Regions from separate parts of the Homo sapiens genome. Here region 1 is linked to region 2. The links are chromatin contacts, found by Hi-C or POLR2A ChIA-PET in ENCODE. All regions are on one chromosome and are shown on one strand. Each heading gives the region's core, a stretch centred on a gene start or an enhancer-like site at or near the end of the contact. The rest is flanking DNA. Distances are from core to core; before and after follow the strand shown.

Region 1 (6,232 bases), core at 2,849-5,348, 71 kb after region 2:
AGGAACAGGAGGCTGGGCACGGTGGCTCACACCTGTAATCCCAGCACTTTGGGAGGCCGAGGCGGGTGGATCACGAGGTCAGGAGATCGAGACCATCCTGGCTAACATGGTGAAACCCTGTCTCTACTAAAAATACAAAAAATTAGCCGGGCATGGTGGCGGGTGCCTGTAGTCCCAGCTACTCGGGAGGCTGAGGCAGGAGAATGGTGTGAGCCAGGGAGGCGGAGCTTGCAGTGAGCCTAGATCGTACATGCCACTGCACTCCAGCCTGGACGACAGAGCGAGACTCTGTCTCAAAAAAAAAAAAAAAAAGAAGAAGAAACAGGAAGGAACAGGAAACTGACAGGCAGCAGCTTAAAGCCTGTTTAAAGGTTACAAGTTTTAAAGGGGTTAAAAAGAGATTGGTTTGTGGGAATTCGGAGGCTACATCCTTTCAGAGAATGAGTAGTTAGAGGGGATAGCAAATTAAAGGGAGTAGTTTTTTCAGAATAGCAAAAGATAATATTTGATAATGTTTTTTTATTCTTAATAGTAAATATTTAGCTATTTTATAAATCAATCATTGAGGTTGGATTTTTTGTTTTTACCCTAGTGTATTTGAAAGTAAATGATGCTTTATTTTCAATATTTGCTGATGTATTTAATCAAAACCTAGAGAATTGAGATAGACATTGTATCAGAAGAAAGCAGTTTTGAACAAAGAGAGCGAATTACTAGCCAGTTAACAAGTGTCAGCTGTTTTATAAGCATGGCATAACACTTCCTAAATTGTGCACTGCATTGTTCAGTTAAAGGAATTGGCGTTCTGTGACTTTTTGACAGTTAAATAATTTGAGAACTTCTGCATTTTGGGCCTGTGCTCTTGGAAATCCAGAATGTACATTAACTTATTTATGCCTAGTGTTCCATTAATGGAACGCTAAGCATCTGGGAGTTCTTTATATCCTACTGCTCAAGGTCATCGCCAAGGTCTGATTTTTCACCCTCAAAAAATTGCAACCTTAGACATAAATACAGGAGTCCTATGAGTCATTAATATACTAAACAAACTTTCTTGTTTAACTCTGCTTTTTCTAAACTTACATGCTTAGTGATCATTCTTTGCAGGGCGTGTTTTGAGAAACATAGTAATAGCAAGTAGTTAAGTTTCTATCTACCTGGTGTTCACAGTGGGAGTAGTATAGAGGAAGAACCCAAGTTTAGCCTTTGGAAAACCTGAGTTTGTGGTTTTTAATGCTTTTAGTGAATCACTATATTGGAAAAGTTAATTTAAGTTCCTCATGATTGTTTCCTTTTGTAAAATATAGTAACATTTCTCCATTTCTAATTCACAGTGATGCAGATGTTTTATAGTTACCAAAAAGGCTATAATAAAGTACTTACATATAAGGTTTGTATATGGTTCTCTTTTCTTTTTTATTGTCTATATGTAAGGTACACAACATAATGTTTTGATATGCATATATGTAGTGAAGTAATTACTACAGTCAAGTAAATTAACATATCCCGCATCTCCCATAGTTAACCGTTTGTGTGTGTGTGTGTGTGTGTGTGTGGTAAGAGTGCCTAAAAAATATGGAATGCTTCACAAATTTGCATGTCATCCTTGAGCAGGGGTCATATTGATCTTTTCTCTATTATCATCCCAATTTTTAGTATATGTGCTGCAGAAGTGAGTACTGTATATGGTTCTTACAAAGAAGGGGAACGTTTGACACCTGCTTTCTGGTGGTAGGTGTGATGTTGATGTGAATTGTTCCAGGAGTCAGAAACCTATATAGATGTTGAAAGAATAAATCAGTATGCAAGGGAATGGTGTGTTAACATTATGTAGAGGCAACAGTGCTAAGGAGTTATACTATTTTCTTATAATTTTTTTCCTTTGGACACTATAATATGTGGTGAAGGGATGACCAATAAAACAAGAATAATAGATATTTAGTGTTGCTTATTAAGAGTTAAGCGGAGGGCTGGGTGCAGTTGGCTCATGCCTGTAATCCCAGCACTTTGAGGGGCCAAAGGAGAGAGGATTGCATGAGCCCGGGAGTTAGAGACCAAACCGAGCAACATAGGGAGACCCTGTCTCTACAAAAAATAAAAATAAAAAGTTTAGCAGGGCATGGTGGTAGCACACTTGTGGTCCCAGCTACTTGGGAGGCTGGGGTAGGAAGTTCACGTGAGCCCAAGTGGTTGAGCTTGCAGTGAGTTCTGATCTTGCCACTGCACTCTCACTCGCTTGGATGACCAAGCGAGATATGTCTCATAAGCTGGGCAGGGTGGCCTCTGCGTGTAATCCTAGCTACTTGGGAGGCTGAGGTGGGAGAACTGCTTGAGGCCAGGAATTTGAGACCGCCCTTAACAACCTAACAAGACCCTGTCTCAAAAAAATATTAAAATAAAAAGAGTTAGATGGATTACAAGAAAGCTTCCCTAGCTGGTAAGTTTATCCTGCTTACTAATGACAGAAATATAGTTGAAACATGATAGAATAAAGTTTTGGATGAAATCTTATGCAATTATTTATAAGGTAATATCTACAATTTAATTATTTTGTTGTAAGGATGTTAAAATGAGTTTTAGAATAATGCATACTATTAGAAGAGCTTTTTATATGAAAAGAAAATATTCAGATTTTTTGTTATTGAAAAAGTTTAAAAGATGATTATATGATTAAAATTTACATAGTTAACGAACAGAGAAAATGAAAAATGGTGACAAAATCCTGAGAGGTATAAAACTACATATGCCAAAGAGGCAGATGCATGAATTTCTGTCCTGTCTCTGACCTTAGTGGGCATGAGGCATTAGTCACGGAAAGGCAGAAAAGATGAGGCAGGGTTAGGTCCTGGCTGTGAGTCACCCATTGACTCAGCTGTTAGTACCAACCACTTAGTCTTAGGCTGCTGAATGGGACATAAGTGAATTTTCAAGTTACCACTGTTGTGGCCTCTACAAACATTTGGCAGTATTGGGGGGTTAAGGGAGATTAAGTCCAAGACAATATAACAGATGAGGGAGAGGGTAACAGCTGGACAACACATTGTTATAAAGTGTTTAGTGTAGATATAATTTTGACTGTCTAATGTTTTATTTATGTATATGTATAATTACATATAATATATATGCACATACTAATTTTAAAGCATGCTCCCTTTAGTGTTGAAATGAAAGTTTTAGTATAGAGTTTTTCTGTATTTAGAATTACTTTTTTTCCCTTGGGTATACTTTTTCTTGAAGTATAACACATATAAAGCATAGTATCTTCAGTGTTCAGCACAATGAATTTTAACAAGTGGGTGTACCTGTGTAATCCATACTTAAAGAACCCCAGAATATTATCAGCATCTTAGATGTCTTTTTGTGCCTACTTTCTGCCTAATACACACACCACCTCTTCCTGAAAAACAAAATTCTAACTTCTTGTATCCTAGATTATTTCTGACTTTTTGAGTTTTATATAATAAAATTGAATCACATACAGGTTGAGTTTCCCTTAATGCTTAGGACCAGAAGTGTTTCAGATTTCGTATTTTTGGGGGGCTTTATTTGCATTATACCAGTTGAGCATCCTTAATCTGAAATCCAGATATTCCAATGAGCATTTCCTTTGTGTGTCATGGTGGTCCTCAAAGTTTCAGATTTTGGAGCATTTTGGATTTCAATTTTCAGATTAGGGATACTCAACCTTTACTATCTATTCTTTTGTGTGTTACTTTGTTATGTTTATGAGATTTATTCATGTTGTTGCATGTGACACTATTTCACTCATCTCCATTGCTTGTGTTACATTGTGACTATACCAACAGTGTATTATCCTTTTCTACTAGTGATGGACATGACATTTAGGGTGTGTCTAGTTTGACTATTACAGATAGCATTGCTATGAATTTTCTGATAATGACTTTTAATGAACATGTATAGACATTTATGTTATACACCTAGGATTAGAATTGCTGGGTCATAGGATGTTCATATAATAAGCTTGGTAGGTATTGCTGAATAGTTTTGCAAAGTGTTTGTACCCATTTAAATTCTGAGTAGCAACATGTGAGAATTTCAGTTGCTCTACATTCTTGTGAACATTTAGTATTGTTTACCCTTTTCATTGTAGTGATGTAGGTGGGTTGGTGGTGTAATAGCTCTTGTGGTTTTAATTTTTATTTTCTTGATGTGATGACTAATGGAAGTGTGTATTTTTTCATATGTTCATTGGTCATTTCTATAACCTCTTTCATGAAGAGGTTATAGTTCAAGTCTTCAAGTCTTCTGTCCAGTTTTCTATTGGTTTTTCTTTTTTTGTATTTATTTCTGGTTATTCTCTGTCTTGGCTATGAGTCTTTTGATGAGTATATATCTTATAGAAATCTTCAATTTCGCACTGTTGTTTTTTTAACAGAAGTTAATTTTATCAGTTTTTTCTCTCTTTGTGGTCGAAGTGTAACACACATAAAGCATAGTATTCTATATACTATAGTATACTATACTGTATAGTATAGTATACTATACTAAAGCATAGTATTCTAAGTGTTCAACGCAATGAGTTTTAACAAGTGGATGTACCTGTGTAATCCATACTTAAAGAACCCCAGAATATTATCAGCATCCTAGATATCTTTTTGGGCCTGCTTTCTGCCTAATACGCACACCACCTCTTCCCGAATAAACAGAATTCTAACTTCTCACATCCCAGATTATTTCTGACTTTTTCAGCTTTATATAATAACATTGAATCATAAACAGGTTGAGGTTTTTGGAGTCATGTTTAAGAAATCTTTGCATGCTCGAAGGAGATGAACGTATTTGCCTGTGTTTTTTTCTAGATGCTTTATTGTCTTTTTCTTTTAGACGTACATATGGAATTGATTTTTGTGAATGGAGCAAGGAAGAGGTCAAGATTCATTTAAAAACAATGTCCATATCTAGTTGACCCATTTCCGTCAAGTAAAGAGCTCATATTTTTCATACATGTGTGAGTTTGTTACATCTCACTTCTGTCCCATTAGTCTACTTGTCTATCTTTACATTAATTCTCAATGTATAATAGCACGACTAATTGTTCTTCAGTAGGACCTGTCTCTTTTTCACTAGTGAAATTGATACTTTGTGACCTTTTTCATTTGTTCAGTCTTCTTCCAGTCTATCAATTTTGTTAATCTTTCCAAGAACTAATTTTTCATTTTTTTTCCTGAAGTCTTACGTTGTACCTTTGCTTTTGATTTCATTAATTGTGTCCTATTTTTTTTTTCTGTCTTTTCAGGTTTAACTTTTTGTCTTTTCTAATTTCTTGAGGTAGATACTTAAATAATTCTTCTCAGTCTTCTTTTTTAATATAAGCATTTAAGGTTACAGATTTCCCTTCAAGCATAACTTCAGCTACGTGTCACAAATTGTTATATGACCTGTCTGCATTTGATTTCTTCACTAGCATATTGTGAAGACATATTTCCACATAAATGTCAACTTTTACAGTTTTTCTAGGGGTTAGTAATTTTTTGATTTAGTTCCCTTGAGAGAACATACTCTGAATGAATTCAGTCATTTGAAATGAGGCTCGCTTTTTGATTCAGCATATGGTTTCAGATTAATGTTCTATGTTCACTTGAAAGGTATATATATATAATTCATATATATAATTCATAATTCTAGATATGCATACACCAATTTCTAATGAATTGATTACTGTATTATTACGAAATGTCTGTTATCTTTGATACTTCTTGTCTTTTTTTTTTTTTTTTTTGAGGCAGAGTTTTGCTCTTGTCGCCCAAGCTGGAGGCGCGATCTCGGCTCACTGCAAACTGCACCTCCTGGGTTCAAGTGATTCTCCTGCCTCAGCCTCCCAAGTAGCTGGGACCACAGGCGCCCACCACTACACCTGGCTAATTTTGGTATTTTTAGTAGAGACAGAGTTTCACCATGTTGACCATAGCTGGTGTCAAACTCCTGACCTCTGGTGATCCTCCTGCCTCAGCCTCCCAAAGTTTTGGGATTACAGGCATGAGCCACTGCGCCCAGCTGATACTTCTTGTCTTAAAATCTAGTTTGTCTGACATCAGTTTTCTTTTGATTAGTGCTAGTGTGGTAAAGCATTTTGTATTCTTCTACTTTCAACATTTCTGTATTCTTACATTTAAGATACATCTCTTATAAGTGGGTTTTATTGTTTCATATAGCCTGACATCTTAGTCTTTTAGTGATTGTCCTAAAGATTACAACATGTATCATTGACTTA
Region 2 (6,232 bases), core at 1,947-4,446:
GACAATGAGAAACCACTGAATTAATCTAAGAAAAAAATGATTCCTGATTCATGTTTCTAAGTGATTACTGATTGCTATGTGAAGACAAATTTTTTTTGGAGAAGGGCAAGAGAAGAAGCAAAGAAATCTATTTCACATAGTACAGAAAGAGATTGTAGTGAATTAATTTTGAATGGTGGTATGTAGATAGAGGGAAGTGGTAAAACCTGAGATATTTTTTGGTGGTAGAAAAAAATGAACTGGATGATGAATTGGATGTAGGGAATTGCAGAAAGAGAAAAATTAAAGCTGATACCTGAGTGTTATTTTAGAAAATGGATGAATAAGGGTGCCATATACTGAGATGAGAGAGAGTTGCAAATAACTAGGTTTGTGAAGAAAGTCAAAAGCTCAGTTTGGGTCATTGGGCTAGAAATTAATTTTGAAAACCATGAGTGTATACAGTACAAGTTACTTAAATCCATGAGACTAAATAAGATCACTTAGGGAGAAAGCTCTGATAGAATTGAAAAGAGACTAGCTCTGAGGCTTGGCAAAGAGAGAAGGAGTAACAGTGAGGTAAGAGGAAAACCAGGACGATGATGTCACAGAGCCAAGGGAAGAAAGGCTTTAAGGAGAGTGTTTTGCTGGGTCTAATGCTGCCAAGGCATCAAATGAGGTAGGAAGAGAGGAGTTGGGTTTGGCAATGCAGAGACTGTGGGAGACCTTGACAAAGGTCCACCTCACTGCAGAGGTGGAAACAGAAGCTACATTAGAATGGGGTGAATAATTAATTGGAAGAAAGAAAGTGGTGATAGTGAACATTGATAACATGTTTAAGATGTTAAATAGAAGAATTAAAAGTAATAGGGCAGTATCCAGAAAATAAGATGGAATCAACAGAAGTGTGTTTACTTTTTTTTTTTTTTAACATGGGGCATGTCAGATACGTTAATAGGTATGATCTAACAGAAAGGGTGAGAGTGATGCTGCTAGATAGAGGAGCAGAGGAGCAAATACTCCTAGTCCATGACAAGCAAGAGGGGATTAAATCCAGAGAAAAATAGGAAGATTTGCATTTGATAATGGCAGAGATATTTCCTTCACTGTAACAAAAAGGACAAAGTTTCTGTTTGGTTAGATTTCGTGTGGGAAGATGAGGGAGTTTACCTTCAATGTTTTCTATTTTCTTTTCCCTTTTCTTTCTTTTTTTTCTTCTGCTTCTTCTTTTTTTTTTTTTTTTTTTTTTTTTTTTTTTTTTTTTTTGAGACAAGGTATCACTTTGCTGCACAGGTTGAAGTACAGTGGTACAGTCATGGCTCACTGTAGCCTTCACAAACCCAGTCATTTGGACTCCTAGGTTCAGGCAATCCTCCTGCCTCAGCCTCCAGAGTAGCTGGGACTATAGGCATGCTTCACCATGCCTGGCTAATTTTTTTTTTTTTAAATAGGGACATGATCATGCTATGTTGACCAGGCAGGTCTGGAACTCCTAGGCTCAAGCAATCTTCCCACTTTAGCCTCCCAAAATGCTGGGATCACAGGCTTGAGTCACTGTGCCCAGCGGATACCTTCTGTTTTCTCAGTTAAGCAGGGAAGGTGTGTGAAGGGTGAAGTGCAGGTTTTCAACTGTCATCTGAGAAAGTCAAAAGCAAATCTGCTAGAAAAACATACAAGAATGGTAGGCAGTATTGAATGGCTAGTTGAAGTTTTTGTGATGAATTTCAAGTGTTATCAGTCACCCTAGTATTTTCTACCAATGTTAAGCTACTGAAGTTCAAACAAGGAAAACAGTAGTTTGCAGATTACAATAGGGCTAAAGAACTGCAGCAATGGAAGACTCAGGTAAATGAATTAGAAGAACAGGAGGTGATGGTCATAAAGTAGGATGCTTCAAATAAAGAATTACCAGGTGGTTTCATTAGTGGTGATAAGTTCCAGTGGTCTTGTGATAGGTGGCAAAGGTGGGATAGAGGAAAACATTGAAAGAGGAGAGGTCAAGGAATAGAGAAGCTAAAGTTCAGAGTGTTTCTTCTACATGGTTCTTGGAATCACTAAGAACAATGACAGGAATGAAGATGTACAGGAAGGCAGTGAGTCAGTAGTTGAAGTATTAAGTGAATGAAGAGAAATGATTAGGAAGGTAGATAGGAATTACCGCCAAGAAGTCATGGGTAGTAAAACCGGATAGGAAAACACAGAGTACTTGATCAGCTAAGATTGGAAGGATATTGTCCTAAAGACAATGTATCATGGCTCTTTATATATATATATTTGTTTATATTTATATATAATATATGATATATATTTATATATAATACATATTTATATATAAATATGTATTTTAAATATATTTATTTATATTATATATATCATATATATTCAGTTACATACATATGTGACTATGAATAACTCTACAATGTGTTTTCATTTTTTAATCATATGCTCTTATCAATCAAGGATTCTGAGCATATAATATTTATAAATCACAAATATGCTACTCTGCAGATAGTTATTACAAAAGAAATTTTATAGGATTAAATATATACATCAAATAAACTAAGCCTAATATTTCAAACATCTTTACTCTCACTAGAAAATTATTAATCATTTTATAATTGAAAATACTTTATTTTTAAAAACCTTGATTTAAACTTTGGAATCAAGTGATTTGAAAGTCCGGTACTAAGTTTAGTTTACATCAGTACATGATTTTAATGATTTTCCTAACTGAAAAAGAAACCTCACAAAAACATTTGTGTGCAAATGAAATGTATCTCTGGCTGTGTTTACCAAATTCTGATACTCATTTTTTAATCCTACTTAGCAACTATACAAAAGTTTTCATAACTTTCATATAATAAATATCAATTTATCCTGATGTCACTAAACTTTTCTATAAACTAATAAAAAGTTATAATATTCTTATGTAATAAATGAATTTAAAACTCACTGAATTCTTTATGTGAAAGATTTAGAATAAATTAGAAAAATCTTGTTAGGCATGCTGATAAGGGGATTTTAAAGAAGCTGTAATAATTTTTAGCTGTATCACTTAAAAATGGAAAATTTTTCAGTTTATATTCAAAATGCCCTTTTCATAGCACAAATTTCTTTCAAAAACAAGATACTTTTTAATAATTGCTAAAATACTATTTTTTTTATCTGTGAGAGATTAAATATAAGGACTGTTTTTGTTGTTTGAGACAGGATCTGGCTCTGTTGCCCAGGCAACAGTTGTGCAGTGATACAATCTTGGCTCACTGAAACCTCTACCTCTTGGGCTCAGGCAATCTTCCCACGGCTCACTGAAACCTCTACCTCTTGGGCTCAGGCAATCTTCCCACGGCTCACTGAAACCTCTACCTCTTGGGCTCAGGCAATCTTCCCACCTCAGTTTCCTAAGCAGCTGGGACTACAGGCGTGCACCACCACACCTGGCTAGTTTTTATATTTTTGGTAGAGATGAGGTTTCGCCACATTACCCAGGCTGATCTCAAACTCCCAAGCTCAAAGGATCCACCCGCCTGAATCTCCCAAAATGCTGGGATTACAGGTGTAAGCCACTGTGCCTGGCCAAGGTTTTTTGTTGTTGTTGTTGTTTGGTTTGTTTGTTTGTTTTTCTTTCTATAAAGCTGCTTGGTAAAATACATACTTAGAACAATTGGGTTTTTTGTGTGTGATGGAAAATGACTCACACATCTTGGCCTCACTAGTCTTTGGGGACTCTGTGTACTTATTCCAACAGCCATTGCAGCAACATACAGGTATGTGTGACTTGTGTGACTTCACAAGGTACAAACTGCTAGCACCTCTCCTCCCATCCTGGGATTCTCTTTTAATGCTAAGGCATAAGATGCCACCACATGATTCCTTGGCATTCACATATGTACAAGTCCAAAATGTGGGAGAATCAAAGCTCCATGGGGTGAAACTTTGTATTAGTTAGGGTTTTCCAGAGAAACAGGACTATTAGGTTGGTGTAAAAGTAATTGCGGTTTTTGCCATTACTTTTAGTGGTAAAACCACAATTACTTTTGCACCAACCTATAATAGGGGTGTGTGTGTGCATGTGTGTACACATAAAGAGAGATGTATTATAAGAAATTAGTAAGAAATTAGCTCATGAGATTATGCTAAGATGTCCTATGTTCTGCCATTTACCTGGAGACCCAGGAAAGCCATTGTGGTATTGTGAAATATATATCTGGTCTTCTTCCCTGTTTCCTGGCATACAGATACTAAAACCCTTAGAATTTCAGAAATGATGGATTATCTTTTGTATGTTAATGAGATAACCAGTAGGTGTGGAACCCTAGATAGCTTCAGGATGGGAGCTGGTTGCCAGAAAGACCAAGACATAATTAGAGGATTGAGACTTTCAGCCCTAACCTATGGAGAAGGGAGAGGGGCTGAAGATTGAGTTGGCCATCAACAATGGCCAATGATATAATCAATCATGCCTATGCAATGAAGCCACCATAAAAACTCAAAAAGGCAGAGTTTGGAACAGCTTCTGGGTAGCTGAACATGTGAAAGTTTCTGGAAAGTAATGTGCCAGTGAGAGCATGAAAGCTCCATGTCCCTTCTTCCATACTTTAATCTATACACTTTTCCATCTGGTTGTTCATCTGTATTTTTTATAATGTCCTTCATAATAAGTGGGTAAATGTAAGTGTCTCCCTGAGTTATGTGAGAACCTCTAGTAAGTTAACAGAAACTGAGAAGGAGAGTCATGGGAACCCTGATTTATGGCTGCTCTGTCGGAAGCACAGGCCACAACCTGGGGCTTGCAGTTGGCATCTGAAGTGGAGGACACTCTTGGGGGACTGAGCACTCAACCTGTGGGGTCTGATGTTATCTCCAGGTACACAGTGTTAGGATTGAATTGAACTACACGACACCCAGCTTGTGTCTGCTGGAGGAGTGCTTGCTTGGTGTGTGGAGAGATAACCTCACACATCTGGCCTCTGAAGTGTTGGATTGAGTATGTTAGTACAGAGTCTGAAAAACATTTGGGTTTGTTTTTCCCATGTATTATAGCCAGAAATGTAGTTCTGGAAAGCTGATGGTGCCAATTTCAGGGTAGGTCTGAAGACCTGAGAACCAGGAGCACTCAGGGAAAAGATTGATGCCTCAGCTCAAGCAGTCACACAGAGAGCAAATTCAACCTTCCTCTACCTTTTTGTTCTATTCAGGCCCTCAACAGACTGCATGATGCCCATCCACACTGGGAAGAACAATCTGCTTTACTTGATCTACTGATTTAAATGCTAATCTCTTCTAGAAATAACTTCACAGGCACCTCTAATAATGTTTTACCATGTATCTGGACATCCGGTATCCCAGTTAGGTTGACACATAAAATTAATAATCACAAGTTTTGGCCAAGAGAAGAAGGCCAGAAGATTATTACTTCCCCATTTCTCCTCCCAAGGGACTCTCCTGGGAAGATGAAGTCACTTATAAAGCCTCTAAGAAGATGGCCACATGAGACTGAGCCATGGCATTTGACACTAGTAGCGGCATTCTGGTTAATGCAGCTTTGTATTGGCTCTCTCTCTCATTTCTTGCCACATTCTTGTTTTGCTTCATCCTGGGCCTAAGGATTGCATTACAGATGAGGATATAACATATAATCCTTCCCCTCAGTCTCTAAACCCAAGTTAATAGAAATACTTTTTCCTGAGGTAAAGAATGAACCCCTTATTGTATAAAATATGCTCATGGTAACACCTCCTCAAATTACAAAGTATTTCAGGTAACATAGGAGATATACAGCAGGTCCTCCTGGTATATGATTCAATGTCATTTTGTTACAATGTTGATGAGAAAAAAAATGTATTCCTGGCTGAGGTCACTATCTGTGTAGAGTCTGCCTGCGTGTTCTCCCCATGTCTGTGTGGGTTTTCTCTGGGTACTCTGGTTCCTTCCCACATCCCAGTGATGTGCACATTAGGTTAATTGGCACATCTAAATTGTCCTGGTCTGAGTGAGCGTGGATGTGAACGTGCTCTGCGATGGGATGGTGTCCTCTCCAGGGCTGGTTCCTGCCTTGAGCACTGAGCTGCCAGGAAAGGCTCCAGCTACCGGCAACCCTGAACTGGAATAAGCAGGTAAATAATTATCTTACTTGTTTTTATTAACTTTAAATGTATGTGTAGCTCACATTTATTTCAATGTTTATTATTAGAAGTGTTTTGGTCTTTATTTAGAAGTTTGGTGGGTTTTGTGACCAGAAATATGCTATAGA

Evidence for each region. A loop is a pair of places that touch in the nucleus more often than their neighbours do. ChIA-PET counts read pairs that join two places held with the same protein, here RNA polymerase II (POLR2A). Pooled maps may share reads with other maps.
Region 1: a loop to region 2 is called in a map of CD4-positive, alpha-beta memory T cell, with 6 times the contacts of the local background. The contact joins two enhancer-like sites. A Hi-C loop is called at or near these places in 2 of 168 maps with a recorded cell type or tissue (CD4-positive, alpha-beta T cell and CD4-positive, alpha-beta memory T cell), 5 of 37 single-sample maps with no recorded cell type and 3 of 50 pooled maps. POLR2A ChIA-PET finds 5 or more read pairs at or near these places in 2 of 52 experiments (activated T-cell and naive thymus-derived CD4-positive, alpha-beta T cell).

Annotation. Positions count from the first base shown.
Region 1 is chr5:87,298,118-87,304,349 of GRCh38, forward strand. The region is part of intron 1 of RASA1 (RAS p21 protein activator 1); the gene reads left to right. It overlaps LOC124901022 (a long non-coding RNA gene), which reads left to right. Exons shown (of 2, transcript XR_007058861.1): 1 at 1-1,390. It also overlaps the pseudogene RNU6-606P. Among named protein-coding and RNA genes, the nearest start is that of RASA1, 33 kb to the left of the region's middle. RefSeq lists enhancers at 1,660-2,160, 2,161-2,661. Within about 2 kb of position 4,099, at least 2 of the 41 ENCODE cell types and tissues checked have a DNase peak (open chromatin) inside an H3K27ac peak, as active enhancers do.
Region 2 is chr5:87,227,900-87,234,131 of GRCh38, forward strand. All of the region lies in intron 2 of LINC01949 (long intergenic non-protein coding RNA 1949), which reads right to left. All of the region lies in intron 2 of LOC101929380 (a long non-coding RNA gene), which reads left to right. Among named protein-coding and RNA genes, the nearest start is that of LINC01949, 8.2 kb to the right of the region's middle. RefSeq lists an enhancer at 3,180-3,549. Within about 2 kb of position 3,197, at least 2 of the 41 ENCODE cell types and tissues checked have a DNase peak (open chromatin) inside an H3K27ac peak, as active enhancers do.